Linked DNA regions of Homo sapiens: regions 2 and 3 are each linked to region 1. The links are chromatin contacts, found by Hi-C or POLR2A ChIA-PET in ENCODE. All regions are on one chromosome and are shown on one strand. Each heading gives the region's core, a stretch centred on a gene start or an enhancer-like site at or near the end of the contact. The rest is flanking DNA. Distances are from core to core; before and after follow the strand shown.

Region 1 (5,080 bases), core at 1,634-4,133:
TAATCCCAGCACTTTGAGAGGTCAAGGTGGGCGGATCACTTGAGGCCAGGAGTTTGAGACCAGCTTGGTCAACATGGTAAAACCCCAACTCTACTGAAAATACAAAAATTAGCTGGTGTGCCCCTGTAGTCCCAGCTATGTGGGGGACTGAGGCAGGAGAACTGCTTGAACCTGGGAGGTGGAGGTTGCAGTGAGCCGAGATCGCACCACTGCACTCCAGCCTGGGGCAAGAGAGACTGTCCAAAAAAAAAGTGAGGAACCACTTTAACTTGCCACCTAACTTATCAAGATCAGGAAGATTGTCTTAGATCAGAATACCGTTTTCAACATTAAGTACCTGCAAGCCATCTTTCTCCTCAGCCAGTCGTCTTCCATACTCGGTGATTAGCTGCTGCTTGGCTCATCAGTTAAAGCATATACAGCAAAGAGACAAGATTATGGTCCCATACTACCACCCAGGTTAAACACTTTGGTGTAATACACTACAGAGCAATAAACACACAGCTCATAGTCACCCAATTAATTGCAGAACTGAAAGCAGTTACGTTACCACTATTCAAGCAGCCTCAATCAAAACTTTGTTTCTCCAGCAATCCTTGATTAGGTCTCAACAGGCACATTTGCTTTCCTTCAATGTAAAGAAAATGCCTGCAATCACTTGAGCCCAGGAATGATAGTGAGCTGTCATCGTGCCACTGTATACCAGTCTGGACTACAGAGCAAGACCATCTTTTAAAAAGCCTGCATATCCAACTTTTTGAGATGTTGTCTTGCTCTGTCGCCAGGCTGGGGTGCAGTGGCACGATCTCGGCTCACTGCAACCTCTGCCTCCCAGGTTCAAGTGATTCTCCTGCCTCAGCCTCCCGAATAGCTGGGACTACAGGCAGGCGACACGACGCCCAGCTAATTTTTTTCTTTTAGTAGAGACAAGGTTTCACCATGTTGGCCAGGGTGGTCTCCATATCTTGACCTCGTGATCCGCCTGCCTCGGCCTCCCAACAGACTTTAAATTCGAGCTTCAGAAAGTTTGCCATTTACCCAGGATCCTAACTTGTAATGACTTAAACAGCAAAGAAGGCTCTTGCCCCTCAGCCCACCCAAGTGTATACCAAAGTCAAGTGACTTAACTTTGAGCACATTACCAATCTCAAAATTAAATCCCTAAACATTTTCACCAGTTTTAAGCGTACCCACACATCACTAGAGAATTTCATGACAAAACACCAAGTATGCTACCATGCAACGAAACCTTTATTAACATTTTGAACAGGTTCAGCTATTACTGAAACTTGTAATTTCTAAACTTAAGTTGGGGCAAATGGCTATAGTGCAGAGTAATGCCATCACTGGGCACTGCGAATGCCATGACTGAAGAATTAACAGCCACCCCTCAGGCGCAGGACCAGGTGCAGGGTCGACTCTTTCTGGATGTTGTAGTCAGAAAGAGTGCGGCCATCTTCCAGCTGCTTGCCTGCAAAGATGAGCCTCTGCTGGTCGGGGGGGATGCCTTCTTTATCTTGGATCTTGGCCTTCACATTTTCGATGGTGTCACTGGGCTCCACCTCCAGAGTGATGGTCTTGCCGGTCAGGGTCTTCACGAAGATCTGCATACCACCTCTCAGACGCAGGACCAGGTGCAGGGTCGACTCCTTCTGGATGTTGTAGTCAGAAAGAGTGCGGCCATCTTCCAGCTGCTTGCCTGCAAAGATGAGCCTCTGCTGGTCGGGAGGGATGCCTTCTTTATCCTGGATCTTGGCCTTCACATTTTCGATGGTGTCACTGGGCTCCACTTCCAGGGTGATGGTCTTGCCGGTCAGGGTCTTCACGAAGATCTGCATACCACCTCTCAGACGCAGGACCAGGTGCAGGGTCGACTCCTTCTGGATGTTGTAGTCAGAAAGAGTACGGCCATCTTCCAGCTGCTTGCCTGCAAAGATGAGCCTCTGCTGGTCGGGGGGAATGCCTTCCTTATCCTGGATCTTGGCCTTCACATTTTCGATGGTGTCACTGGGCTCCACCTCAAGGGTGATGGTCTTGCCGGTAAGGGTTTTCACGAAGATCTGCATTTTGACCTAGTTTAAAAGTAAAACATAAGCGTGTCACCTCAGGATCATTGTATTTCTTGCTTTTACACCTAATATTCTTCAAAATTAGCAACTATTCCTTCAAAATGCCTTAAATACGTTAATATTCCGCAAGCCTCCCCTCAATTTTACAAGGCTAAGTCACTTAATACGAAATTCGTCATTCAAGGTTTCAACGTCAACAGCGGAAAATCCAGAGCGCTCTCTTACCAAGCGTCCACAGCTTTCCCCACTAACTGTTCCGGATATTCAAACTCCCCCGACCGAACTCCAATCTGCCTCAAACCTAAGCACGGTGTTAGGCAAACTGAAAACAAAACCAAACCCACAAGACTCGCGAAATAAAAATCCCATTGAAACACAAGAAGGGGCACCTTTCTCACACTGGGATTCCAAAGTAAAGGCTTCCAGAAACCACACAAACTACCTCTTTTCCGCCTTCCCCGCGAAGTAAACTCGACAGAATCGCCGATCGGTTAGGCGTCCGTTAGTTTCCGTCAACGCGCGCGCGCGCCAACCGCCCTCGCCCCCCTCAGGTCAACAAGGCCCACTGTCCCGGAAAGGCCCAGCGCCGCGTCACCTCGCCCTCCCCTCCCCCACGCCCTCCCCTCAGCGGCCCACCCAACCCCAAGAAGCCTCCACCTTGACCTCACCCATTCCCCCCTCTCACACCCCCCCAAGGTCGTTACGGCTGCGGGCCAGTACCTGTTAGCGGATACCAGGATCCTGCCAATCACCAACCACGTCCACCCACAGGGACACAAACAAGCTCACCCAACAAAGCCAACCGCCCCTAAATGCTCCGGGCTGGCGGAGCGCAAATTTATGCAACGAGTGTTGCGTCACTTATCACCCCTCACGTAGACGCCGTCTCCGTGCGCCGCTGAAAGTAGTTCGCCGCGCCCAACCTCCCGAGAGGCAGTTTAGGCTTTTCAACTGAGCCCCAAATTCCTCATAGCCGTAAGAAAGGCTCCTAAAAAATTATTTCCCTTCTCCTCTATGCGCTTCTCTTCCTTCTTTAGGAAAATATAAGAAAATTATCAGGCGGATGAATTTGAGTTGAAGAAACCTTCCTCGAAAGCTCTGGAAACTTCCTTGCAGCGCCGGCACTGATTGGTTAGGCCTGCGAAGGCGAGGTCGGCGCTGATTGGTGGGGGACGCGGTGGCTCTGTTGTTGCTGGGCTCCACCTGGGGTGGCTTAGCGCCGAGGTTGCTAAGTAACTGAGCGCGCGTGCGCCGCACAGGCGCGCCGTCCTGAAAGAGGGTATTTCCGGCGGGAGAAGGAGGGGGGGTCTTTCCTTTTTTTTCTTGAGACGGAGTTTCGCTCTTGTTTCCCAGGCTGGAGTGCAATGGCGCGATCTCGGCTCATCGCAACCTCCGCCTCCCGGGTTCAAGCGATTCTCCTGCCTCAGCCTCCCAAGTAGCTGGGATTACAGGCATGCGCCACCACGTCCGGCTAATTTTTTGTATTTTTAGTAGAGACGGGGGTTTCACCATGTTTGTCAGGCTGGTCTCGAACTCCTGACCTCAGGTAATCCACCCGCCTCGGCCTGCCAAAGTGGGCCGCCGCGCCTCAGAAGCGGGACGGCGTGGCACCCGATATCGAGACACCTGATGGTGATTGTGAAGCACAATTCCCTCTCCCATGTTTTAAAAACGCGCGCCCCTGGCCGGGCGCGGAGGCTCACGCCTGTAATCCCAGCACTTTGGGAGGCCGAGGCGGGTGGATCATGAGGTCAGGGGTTCAAGACCAGCCTGGCCAAGGTGGTGAAACCCCGTCTCTACTAAAAATACAAAAAAATTAGCCGGGCGTGGTGGCGGGCGCCTGTAATCCCAGCTACTTGGGAGGCTGAGGCAGATAATTGCTTGAACCTAGGAGGCAGAGATTGCAGTGGGCCGAGAATGTGCCACTGCATTCCAGTCTGGCGACAGAGTGAGACTCTGTCTCAACAAACAGACAAACAAAAAACACGAGCCCCTCATACACTGGCCAGTTGTTTTTGCTTTTTTGTGACAAAGTCTGGCTGTGTCCCCAGGCTGGTGTGCAGTGGTGTGATCACCGTTCACTGCAGCCTTGACCTCCAGGGCTCAAGTTATCCTGCCACCTCAGCCTCCCAAGTGGCTGGGACCGTGGACCACGCCTGGCTTTTTAATTTTGTATTTATTTTTTGAGACGGAGTCTCACTCTGTCACCCAGGCTGAAGGCCAGTGGCGTGATGTGGCTCACTGCAACCTCCACCTCCCTGGTTCAAGCGATTCTCCTGCCTCAGCTTCCTGAGTAGCTGGGATTACAGGTGCGTGTCACCATGCCTGGCTAATTTTTGTATTTTTTAGTACAGATGGGGTTTCACCACGTTGGTCAGGCTGGTCTCGAACTCCTGACCTCAGGTGATCTGCCTGCCTCGGCCTCCCAAAGTGCTGGGATTACAGATGTGAGCCACTGTTCCTGGTCTAATTTTTTTTTGTTGTTAGATCAGAGTCTTGCTATGTTACCCAGGCTGTTACTGAACTCTTGGGCTCAGGAGATCCGCCTGCCTCGGGCTCCCAAAGTGCTAGGATTACAGGCATGAACCACCGTGCCTGGCGGACTAGCCGCTTTTTATTTTTCTTCGTGGTTATTGCAGGGTTGTGGAGCTTTAAATCATGCTTCTGTAGTCAGAGTGCTCTTAGTTGCATTGTCTTAATCCTCATCACGGCCCGAGAACAGTCTGTAAATCGGGAGTTCAGAGTGGGACCCTCTGCGGGGACCGGAAACCTGTTGCTGAAGCCGCTCACCACCAGGCCCAGAGAGGCGAGGCTGGAGCCCATGGTGACAGTGGCCGGGCTTCGCTCTGGCTCCAGCAATACCTGCAAATCCAGTTCTTCCCAGCTGTTTCTCCAAACTGGTAGGAAAAAAAAAAGTGCAGATTAGGGAGCCGAAACCCCACTTCAAAAACGGGAATTCACCTACAAGAAAGTAGCTGATCCTGCTCCCATTGACGTGCTTGTTGTGCAAG
Region 2 (5,080 bases), core at 1,915-4,414, 6.6 Mb after region 1:
CCAGAACACACACCACAGTCATTTATATTCCATGCAGGGAAAGAGGCTATGAGCAGAATTTATCATGAAAGTCTTCACAAAGCCTTGTAATATAAACATCTAGAAAAGGAATATGGGGTTAAGATGGAGAACCAAGAGTAAGGCCATCAGAATTACAGACACACCCGGAGGACAGACAGCCAGAAATGCTCTGAAAACGCAGACTGGGTGGCAGAGAGTGGAAGCAGACACTGCCAGCAGACATGTTATTGATTATAAAAATACCAGACTGAAAGGGTCAAGGTGTGGCTTTCTCAGCCTGGTAAGCCGGCCCGAGGCTCTGCAGATTCCGCTGTTGTAACATAAATATTCATACATCAGCAACTCCCAAGAGCACTCCGGAAGAAAAAACACAGGGCTTCAAACACCCCGGGTAGGCACAACGGCTACAGTGCTCAGGAGCTACAGCATCGAACGCAACCATTTAACTCCTCTGAAGCTTAATTTGCCCATCTGTAAAAGGGGCTCAGTAATAACACTCTTCTCAGAGGCTTGTGTTGAGGATTAAGTAAGATGATGTGTGAGGAAGCATTTTATGATAATATCCTGAGCGCTGTCTCAGGGCTTGGCATGTGGTCAGCAATCCACATTTGTGAACAAAACTACATGATAAGCTGGATACACTCACTCAGTGTTGATATGAGATATCCAGAGAATGGAAGCAAGGATGAATGTTCTGAACCAACCCTCCCACCAAATGGTCCCACCACTAACACATTGAAGTCCTGGGACCAGAGGCAGGCCAGGGCCACCTTCCTGAAGGATGTTCTGGTCACTGGGGGAGAGGCTGCCAAGATGGCAAGAATTCCATGAAACCATTGATTGGGCTCACATTTACAATCCATGAGGGCCTGAAGGCAGCCTCTAGGGGAACCTGGATGTAGGAAATCTGGCAGGGGTTATCTGCCTGTCTAGCCCCAGGCTTGCAACAAAGAAAGCCTGAGGTGAACCCTCATGAGACCTGGTACCACAGCCTGCCCTACATGGGGATTGGAGGGGTTTAGAATTCCAAGACCATGAACAGGGACTCACCCTGCCCATGGAACGAAGGAGGAAGACAGCCATTCCTTTTTTTTTTTTTTTTTTTTGAGACAGATCCTCACTCTACTGCCCAGACTGGAGTGCAATGGCGTGATCTTGGCTCACTGCAACCTCCACCTCCAGGTTCAAGCAATTCTCCTGCCTCAGCCTCCTGAGCAACTGGCATTACAGGCACACACCACCATGCCCAGATAATTTTTGTATTTTTTAGTACAGACGGGGTTTCACCACGTTGGCCAGGCCGGACTTGAACTCCTGACCTTGTGATCTGCCCACCTCAGCCTCCCAAAGTGTTGGGGTTACAGGCGTGAGCTACCGTGCCCAGTCTGAGCCATTCCTTAAGCTACTTTCGTTATTCAGACAAGTGGAACTGGGGTTCCTTCCCATCATCCTTTTATACTGCCCATAGCCCAGTATCCAAATGGAAACTTGGAAAGAGGACGAAGGTCTAATCTTCTTGGATAGAATAAAGCAAGCTACCAGCATGCCCAACGATAGAGGATAGTTAAAGACATTACAATAAACCCTTAAAGCCCTTAAATATTATACCATGGATCTACATTTACTAACATGGACGAATGTTGCTCAACTTCTCCGAGACTCAGTTTACTCATCTGTAAAAGGGGATTAACAAGAGAACCTCAGTCTATAGGGTTGCTGAGAACACAGAAGGAGAAAATATGAGGAACGGGGGCACCTGGCACTCAACCCAGTGCAGAGCAAGTGCTCCATAGTGATGTCAGCTGTGTTATTAGTGTATTTTGTTATGAAGAAAGCAGATTACAAAATAATATTTATAGTATGTGCCTGTGTTTGTTTAAAAAAAAAAACTGTATGTAGGCCTGGTACAGTGGCTCATGCCTATAATCTCAGCACTTTGGGAGGCCGAGGCGGGTAGATCACTTGAGGTCAGGAGTTCAAGACCAGCCTGGCCAACATGGTGAAACCCCATCTCTACTAAAATACAAAAATTAGCCGGGTGGTGGCACGTACCTGTAATCCCAGCTACTCAGGAGGCTGAGGCAGGAAAATCACTTGAACCCGGGAGGCAGAGGTTGCAGTGAGCCAAGATCTCACCACTGCACTTCAGCCTGGGCGACAGAGCGAGACCCCATCTCAAAAAACAAACAAACAAACAAACAAAAAACTGTATGCAAACAATGGTAGAAAAATGTCTGGAAGTATAAGCCCCCAAATGTGAATGAGGATGATCTGCAGCTGTTGGAAGTAGAGTGATTTGTAGTTTGCATTTCACTTCTTTGAATTGTATTTTAAAAAAACAATTAGCGTTCAACATTTTTGTAATGAAAGGAAAAAGGAAACAGAAGGGAAAGGAAAGGAAAGGAAAAAGAAAAATGGATTTGCTCAACCTAAATACTCAAAGCTGGGAGAATACTGAAGACAAACAGAAGGATATGTGCAGCAATTGTAAATGCTATTTGCAGAACTCACATTGACGTGGGGAAATGCTTATAATATGATGCGGGGCTGGTTGGGGGGACCAGGACACAACATGTTTTATGCTTCCTAATATCAGCTGTTGTAAAAAAAAACAAATGCATAGAGAAAAGGTTTGAGGACAATATGCCAAAATATGAACAGTGATTACCTTTGAATGCTAGGATTATGGCGGCTCATTATTTTCTTAATACTGTTTTCTCTTTTCCAAATTGCTTACATGAGGCCTAAATTGCTTCTTTAAAAAAAAATCAGGAAATACAACTGATAATAATAATAATAATGAACTGCTCTTACTTGCTTGATGGAAACCAGCAGGACCAGAGTGAGGAAGGGCCTCCCAGGGGCCCAGAGAGAGCACTTCCTGTGGAAGGAGAGAGGACTGGTCCCCCAGGGGGCAGGGATGCCCATGGGCAGCTCGTGGACGCCAGGCAGGAGTCCCGCGCTTCCTCTCCCAGGCCCTGCCCTGCTCGATCCCAGCTTCATCTTCCTCGTGCACCTTCACAAGTAGGGGTACATCTCTCTAGCCGTCCAAGATGCACCGCAGGCAGCCTCCTCTTGCATTCCTCTTGGTCCACAGAGGAAATGTTTGCACAAATCCTCTCCACGCTGCGCCGAGAGTGTCTGAGGCGGTCTAGAGCAATCTACGGAGTCTTCAGAGTTCCTTCTCGGCCCTGGCTCATCCCCCGCCCCTGCCCCCCCAAAAGCAGGGAGATTTTTCCCAGACCTTCCCTAAGTCAGCTGTGCTTTCTGGGACTTCCTTGACAGGCTGAGGAGAAAGAACAAGGCGGTCAGCGGGCTCCACCCTGAAGGTTCTGCTCAATGCACGAAGCTGGCTGAGACAGGCTGGGGTTCGAGCTACAGAGGAATGGCTGGCAGAAGGCGATGGGGCTCGAGCCAGTTTAGAGGCAGGTGTCTTTTTGAGGCAGGGTATTTCTTTCTAAGGCATTAAGCTTGTCCAGGCTGGGCTGAGGCTAACCACAAAGGCAAAATCTCCTCTGGGTCCTGTTTATGCAGAGACTGCAGGAGAGGTGGTTGCTCAGCTCAGGAGAGAACAGCTCCCAGCCCAGGCCATGAAGCAAAAACCCAATCAGCGGCGTAGGTTATGCCTACACAATAGCAAAACAGTGTGTTGAAAAGTGCAACATTCACTCATCTTGAATGCCCACTTGTTCTAAGCACATGTGGCTCAGCCCACCTGACAGACCCTTTTATGGAATTGATGATACATCACTTACTAACCAGCACAGGAGTAGGCTGTCCCCACAACTCACATTGACAACGTCTTTTAACCCACCATCCTATTTCGCACATCCTGACAATAACCCCATGAGGATACGATGAATTCTCCATTTGACAGCTGAGAAACATTGAGGCTCAGAGAGGTTGGATGGCTTGCCCAAAGCCACACAGCAAGTAAACAGCAGAACCGGATAGGCAGGTCTTCTGACCAGAGTTGCTTGAGCACAGGTACTTGGGAGGGTGCCCTGTCCTGCCCCTGCCCTCTCCGGTGAGTTCTTAGCAGGCTCATCGCCATGCCTCCCAAAGGCTCTGCTTGGAACTTCTTACTCCACCTCTCCCAGGCCAGCTCCCAGCGTCCCTGCAATGTCTCCCAGCCTCCCAAATTGGAGGCCCAGGTGGAAGATGTCTTGATTGGTTGGAACAGTGAGTCAGCAAGAGGCAAGAAGAACATGTTTTCACTTCGTTTTTGGTTTTGTTTTTGTGTTATTTTTTCCTTCCCTCTTCAAGTCAAACATAGGAACTCATCCTGGGTAACTTTTCAACTGAATGAATTCTGAACAGTTGGGAAAAGCAGCCATGCTTTTCTTAATAGACATCCCTAAAAATCTTAAAAACTCCATGTGACAAGATTTTAGACCTTAACAATGAAAAGCTCAACTAGAACAAAGACCCTAGAAATGGACTCAGAGTGGTGTCACCTCTGGAATTGACGTGGTCATCTCTCTGGGATGGCAGAGAGCAGGATGGAGTGACCCAGAGGGAGAAAGTACCCAAGGGATGGACTTTGGTCATTGAATGTGGCTGCAACTCCGTTCTGTGAGTGCTCATTAAAGATCATCTTCCAAGTTGCATGCTGGAAAATGGTCTGTCTTTAAAGAAAATACCTGCTTTGCAAGAATATTCCATCTCATCTCTTGCAACTTTTTCTCAAAAACATCCTTTATTTCTGAAGGGATGAAAGTTGGGGGCCACACACGACTTCCCCACCCATTGGCTGGTTGCCCTCTAGCGATGGAACTTAGTAAGGCCTCTTCCCTTGAGACTGGACACCCCACCAGGCCAGTGAGAGCACAGGACACAGGTGCCCAGACTCGGCCAGCGGCAAAGTATAGATGGAGTGATATTAACCCAGTATCACTGTCTAGCCCAGGCACATAGATTCCAGATTCTGTCTGGGGGGTATTCAGGAGGTGTCTAACACATCATCAAGAGCCTGTGTGTTTTCAGGATGCTCTGCAGAATCTTCTGCCCTCACACCTTCATCAGTGTCCTCTGCCCGAGGAGTTCCTTAAAAATCTTC
Region 3 (5,080 bases), core at 1,482-3,981, 5.7 Mb after region 1:
ACTTGTAAAAGAAGTAGCTCTACCCTGAAAAGAGTATGATTTCTTCACTCTATTGTCAAAGGTGAAGGGGGCAGCAGGGAAAGTCTAGAGATTAATAAAGAGAGACTTTGTTAGGAGAAACTATTGTAACAGAGGCTCCTAGCCTAAGGGTGCAGCATATGTTTTCTACGCAGATACCATACCAAAAGGAAAGTTAAGTTGGGGCAGGAAATGTTTGTGGTTAGGAGTTAGGCACAAGGGGCAGGGGCCTGGAACAAAAATGAAGTAAACACATTAGGGTGCTGGGAAGTTCACAAAAGTTAGGGCCTAGCTGTCCCCAGTCAAACCAGCCTAAAGTTATGTCAAGAACAAAATCTGATCACTATTGATAGAACCAATATCAGATGATACTAATCCATGCCCTGCTTCTCTCAAGAAAAATATCTAAATTGGGGCCGGGTGTGGTGGCGCAAGCCTGTAATCCTAGCACTTTGGGAGGCCGAGGCGGGCAGATCACGATGTCAGGAAATCGAGACCGTCCTAGCTAACATGGTGAAACACTGTCTCTACTAAAAATATATATATTTTTTAAATTAGACAGGCCTGGTGGCACGCACCTCTAGTCCCAGCTACACGGGAGGATGAGGCAAGAGAATCGCTTGAACCCAGGAGGCGGAGGTTGCAGTGAGCTGAGATCGCACCACTGCACACTCCAGCTTGGGCGACAGAGGGAGACTTTGTCTCAAAAAAAAAAAAAAAAAAAAAAGAAAGAAAAGAAAAATATCTAACTTGGAAAACAAAACATAAACCTCATTTGGTGACTTTGGTGGTTTCACAGCAGTAATAAAAGTGATAAGGTCTATAAGGGATAACACTGTAGGCGCCTTCTGGCACTAAAGTTTCATGGGTCCTTGCCATCAGGCTCAGGTGTTACTAGCAATTCATCCAAAATGCAGTTATAAAACACCTACTTTGAGCCAGGAACTATATTTTATATTTATTTTATTTATTTTTTAGAGGCAGAGTCTTGCTTTGTTGCCCAGACTGGAAGGCAGTGGCCCGATCACAGCTCACTGCAGCTTCAAACTCCTAGGCTCCAGTGACCCACTCACCTCAGCCTCCCAAAGTGATGGGATTACAGGCGTGAGCCACCACATCTGGCCCCAAGAACTGTTTTCAATGATAGCATTTTATTTAATATTATAAAATTAATATGAAGAAGTTGCTACTAAAAGAAGCACTTTAGCAAATAAAATTTAATAGATCAGGTAGAAACACTGACTTCAATCTTAATTTGGGTGGCTGATCAGGTAACCTACAATTGGGCAATCAGAGATGAACAATAATTTTGTATGCTATCTGCCTGACTACACAAGGTACTTTTATGTCTTTTTGTCAATTACAAGAAAAAATTATCCCTGGGCAAACAAATACACAAAGATAAAAGAGCAAAAATCCTACCCACAGGCAACTATAAGATAGAAAAAAATAGTTTGATTAACGACTTGAAGTGCTGAACAAACATTTAAGAACTTTGGCAGAAATTTCTGAAAATTCTAGTCCAACCGCGAATCAAGAAACACAGGTAACACTATGTTCCGTTACTGGGTTAGAGAACAGAACAGTTGGCTAGTTTGGCTAACTCATAGAAAACAAGCAAACCAACCATGCTCTGGTCCAACAATCATCAGAGCACGAGTTTCTCCTACTCAGAGTCGGTCCCATGGGGGAAAAAAAAGCCACACAGGAGCGGGATCTGTAGTTAAGGAAGATAATTAGAGGACGATTTTCCTTTTTTTATTTCTCTGTATTTTGTAAAGCAACCACCGAGGTAGGGGCGGGGAGGGAGTGGTTAATATTGCGGATATTAAGATATAAATAAAGGCAGATGAAATGAAGTTAGACTTTCACAAAGAACGAAAAACCTACGAATGCTCTTGGCCTCATTAACAAGGAACATAAGCAGTTCCAGATGAGGAACCCATAACAAACTTCAAATAACGAAACTGTAGGGAGCAAGGGAGTCCGTGAGAGTATTTTAAGAAACTGGGACCCAGGAAGACTAAGTTAACGGATGGGATATCATGCTGTCTATATTTCTTTACACACTGCTATGCTTTATTAATTAGGTTACATTATAATGTTAAATAACTAGAAGCGCTGGGCATTTAAAGTTCTTCCAGACCGCCCTAACCACTCAAATTATCCTAATTAGCAATTTTTTTTAAGTTAAAGACTATTTCAATCGCAATGGGTCGGTTTCTATTTCAAAGATGTAAAGGAGTCAACATTCTGGCACTTCCTCTTGGCCGGCAGGACGAGGTTGACAAAGTCGGCCAGACAAGGTAGGGTTATGGGGGCTGCCCAGTCCCGTGGGTCTCTAGGCAGTGTGTTCTCTCTTCCGAGGTGGGGGTGTCCCCGGCGCGAGGAGCTAGCTGTGGTCACCGAAGCCCACGACCAAAGCGGGGGCCCCCAGCGCTTGGGGCCGCCTTGCCTCGGCCCAGCCGCGCACCTGGACCCCTAAGGCAGCCCCCTTCCCGGCGCTCCGCTGTCCCGCGGCCCCGCAGCACCGCCCAGCCCGCGCCAGACCCGCCTCCAGCCGCAGGGAACTACCTACCGTGCGCCGGCCCCTGGGCTGAAAGGCCTCTGACTACGGGCTATGTAACAGCGCCACCAACGAGCGGGACGGACAGAGCGACTCCTTCCGACTTCCGGAGGAAGCGGAACGCTACCGGAAATCGCGGGGAGGGTCAAAGGAGACCCGGTCTCCGAGGCTCATGGCGATGCTGGTCCTAGTACCCGGACGAGTTATGCGGCCTCTGGGTGGCCAACTTTGGCGCTTCTTGCCTCGCGGACTCGAGTTTTGGGGCCCAGCCGAGGGGACTGCGAGAGTCTTGCTGAGGCAGTTCTGCGCGCGGCAAGCGGAGGCGTGGCGTGCCTCGGGGCGCCCTGGCTATTGCCTGGGAACCCGGCCCCTCAGCACTGCGAGGCCGCCACCCCCGTGGTCGCAGAAGGGCCCCGGAGACTCCACGCGCCCCTCGAAGCCCGGGGTGAGTGCACACCTGGAACCCTTCTGGTGCTCGTCGCGGCTGTCGGCCAGCCCAGCGGCCACATCCCACTTGGTCGTAACCTCAGACACTACTCCGCCTCCCCTAAAGTTGTCCTTAGCTTGCGCGCCTTACCTGGGTCATGGAATTTCATCCTACATTTCCCGTGCCTTGCGGGTAGTCCCAGTTCTCCACAGAGAACTTGAGACTTTACACCCTCTCCACGTGGCTGGATGCCCCGACTTGGATTTTATGTTAGCGTTTCCATCAAAAAAAAAAAAAAAATTAAGTTTCAGGTTTTCTTAAGGGTATGAACCTAAAGTTTACCGTGATTGAGAAGTCAGAGGACTTTTATAATTTGTCACTTGAGCCCCATCCAGAGTTCCATGTATACGTTGAAATTGAAACAAAAAGTGGAACTTAGTTATGTGTGGATCTGCCTTTTTCTTGGGGTTCTCTCGAGTTCTAATTCTGACCCAGAAATAACTTGAGAGCCACTACCCTGTGGTAAGAGAAGTGGGTTTTTGGAGCTACGGGAAGGTTAATGAGTTAGGCCTAGTCTAGTTGGCCAACATCATCTTCATTTGGGGAGTTGAATAAGGGTACAAAGAAATAATGGGTGTAATTTGCAAGAAGCTCCACTTTTAGATTCCTCTTCTACTTTGGCATTGTTACTTCTGGAAGCCAGAGTTAAGTTAACCTCCCAAATTTCGTTTGGTCTATTTATCTCAGTATCAGCATAAGCAGATAATTGTTTTTTGTGTGTGTGTTTTTGGATTTTGGTTTTTGTTTTGAGACGGAGTTTTGCTCTTTTGCCCAGGCTGGAGTGCAGTGGCCCTATCTCGGCCCACTGCAACGTCCGCCTCCCGGGTTCAAGCGATTCTCCTGCCTCAGCCTCCCGTGTAGCTGGGTTTAGAGGGGTCCGCTACCACGCCCGGCTAATTTTTGTATTTTCAGTGGAGATGGGGTTTCACCATGTTGGCCATGCTGGTCTCAAACTCCCGACCTCAGGTGATCCACCCGCCTCCGCCTCCCAAAGTGCTGGGATTACAGGCGTGACCCACCGCGCCCGGCCATAATTGGTTTTAAAGTCATTACTGGAGCTAGGGTCACACATAGTAACAATCGTGGTACTTGAGCTTTTTTTTTTTTTTTTTTTTTTTTTTATTTACATGAAGAGAACTGACTTAGGGAACTTTCCCCTGGAGATGAATGCCTTTGTAGTTCAGATCCCAGACCTAACTGCATCCACAGAAACTTTGAGCATTTTCTCATCCCTGAAACATTTTGCACATTTAACATCATGGCCTGTGTGTATGTATATTAAAAACTACTTTAATAAGTTTGTATGGTTAAATGTTTGCATCTTACTAGAATTTTTATGTTTGAAATCCCTGCCCCAGTAGCCTGTTTCCTGGAAGTCTTTAGCAATCACATTTGCTATTGGAGGAGCTTTACTGGCTGGAATGAAGCACGTCAAGAAAGAAAAGGCAGAGAGTAAGTAGATTATCATCTGCTCAGCCCTGTATAAAGGTCTTCCTGGCTATGGACTAGCACCTTTTTTGTTGTTTTTTAGCTTTTTGTTTTGAAACAACTTTAGATTTACCAAAAAATTGCAAAGATAGCATAGGTTCTACATACCTTTCACCCAGCTTCCCCTAATATTAACATCTTGTATAACCATGACACATTTTTCATGACTAAGAAATTTTAAATGGCACACAACTATTAAATTACAGATTGTATTTGGATTTCACTTGTTTTTCTATCAATGTCTTTTATTTGTTCCAGGATCCAAGCTAGGATACCACTGCATAACAATGTTAAAAGATATACTGTGGATAGATTTGACTGGGCAAGATGAAATCTGGAGGGTACGAAGATGAGTAAGATGTAGTCGAGCCTTTGAGGTGCACACGGAAGGGAAACAGACACAGAAGTAAAGTATTTTACTAGATGCGATTCTGCCAGGCCAGAAGGAAGCTTACCATGTTGTGAGAGCAAAAGCAAGTCCCAGCCTTGAGATTTGAGAAGGCTTCCTAGAGATCAGGCAA

What was found. A loop is a pair of places that touch in the nucleus more often than their neighbours do. ChIA-PET counts read pairs that join two places held with the same protein, here RNA polymerase II (POLR2A). Pooled maps may share reads with other maps.
Region 2: POLR2A ChIA-PET joins it to region 1 with 25 read pairs in IMR-90. The contact joins the promoter of GLP2R here to the promoter of UBB in region 1. POLR2A ChIA-PET finds 5 or more read pairs at or near these places in 2 of 52 experiments (H1 and IMR-90).
Region 3: a loop to region 1 is called in a pooled map, with 6 times the contacts of the local background. The contact joins the promoter of SCO1 here to the promoter of UBB in region 1. A Hi-C loop is called at or near these places in 2 of 50 pooled maps. POLR2A ChIA-PET finds 5 or more read pairs at or near these places in 2 of 52 experiments (GM10248 and endothelial cell of umbilical vein).

Annotation. Positions count from the first base shown.
Region 1 is chr17:16,378,894-16,383,973 of GRCh38, reverse strand. UBB (ubiquitin B) reads right to left here and starts at 2,883. Exons shown (of 2, transcript NM_018955.4): 1 at 2,790-2,883; 2 at 1,234-2,072. The coding sequence starts at 2,066. The coding sequence ends at 1,377. LOC124903937 (a long non-coding RNA gene) reads left to right here and starts at 4,628. Exons shown (of 2, transcript XR_007065643.1): 1 at 4,628-5,080. RefSeq lists an enhancer at 2,904-3,183.
Region 2 is chr17:9,824,008-9,829,087 of GRCh38, reverse strand. It overlaps GLP2R (glucagon like peptide 2 receptor), which reads right to left and starts at 3,164. Exons shown (of 13, transcript NM_004246.3): 1 at 2,836-3,164. The coding sequence starts at 3,024.
Region 3 is chr17:10,695,184-10,700,263 of GRCh38, reverse strand. It overlaps SCO1 (synthesis of cytochrome C oxidase 1), which reads left to right and starts at 2,731. Exons shown (of 6, transcript NM_004589.4): 1 at 2,731-3,029; 2 at 4,433-4,523. The coding sequence starts at 2,757. It overlaps ADPRM (ADP-ribose/CDP-alcohol diphosphatase, manganese dependent), which reads right to left and starts at 2,670. Exons shown (of 4, transcript NM_020233.5): 1 at 2,597-2,670. RefSeq lists a silencer at 2,303-2,632 and enhancers at 2,753-2,802, 2,518-2,812, 2,106-2,930, 2,931-3,754.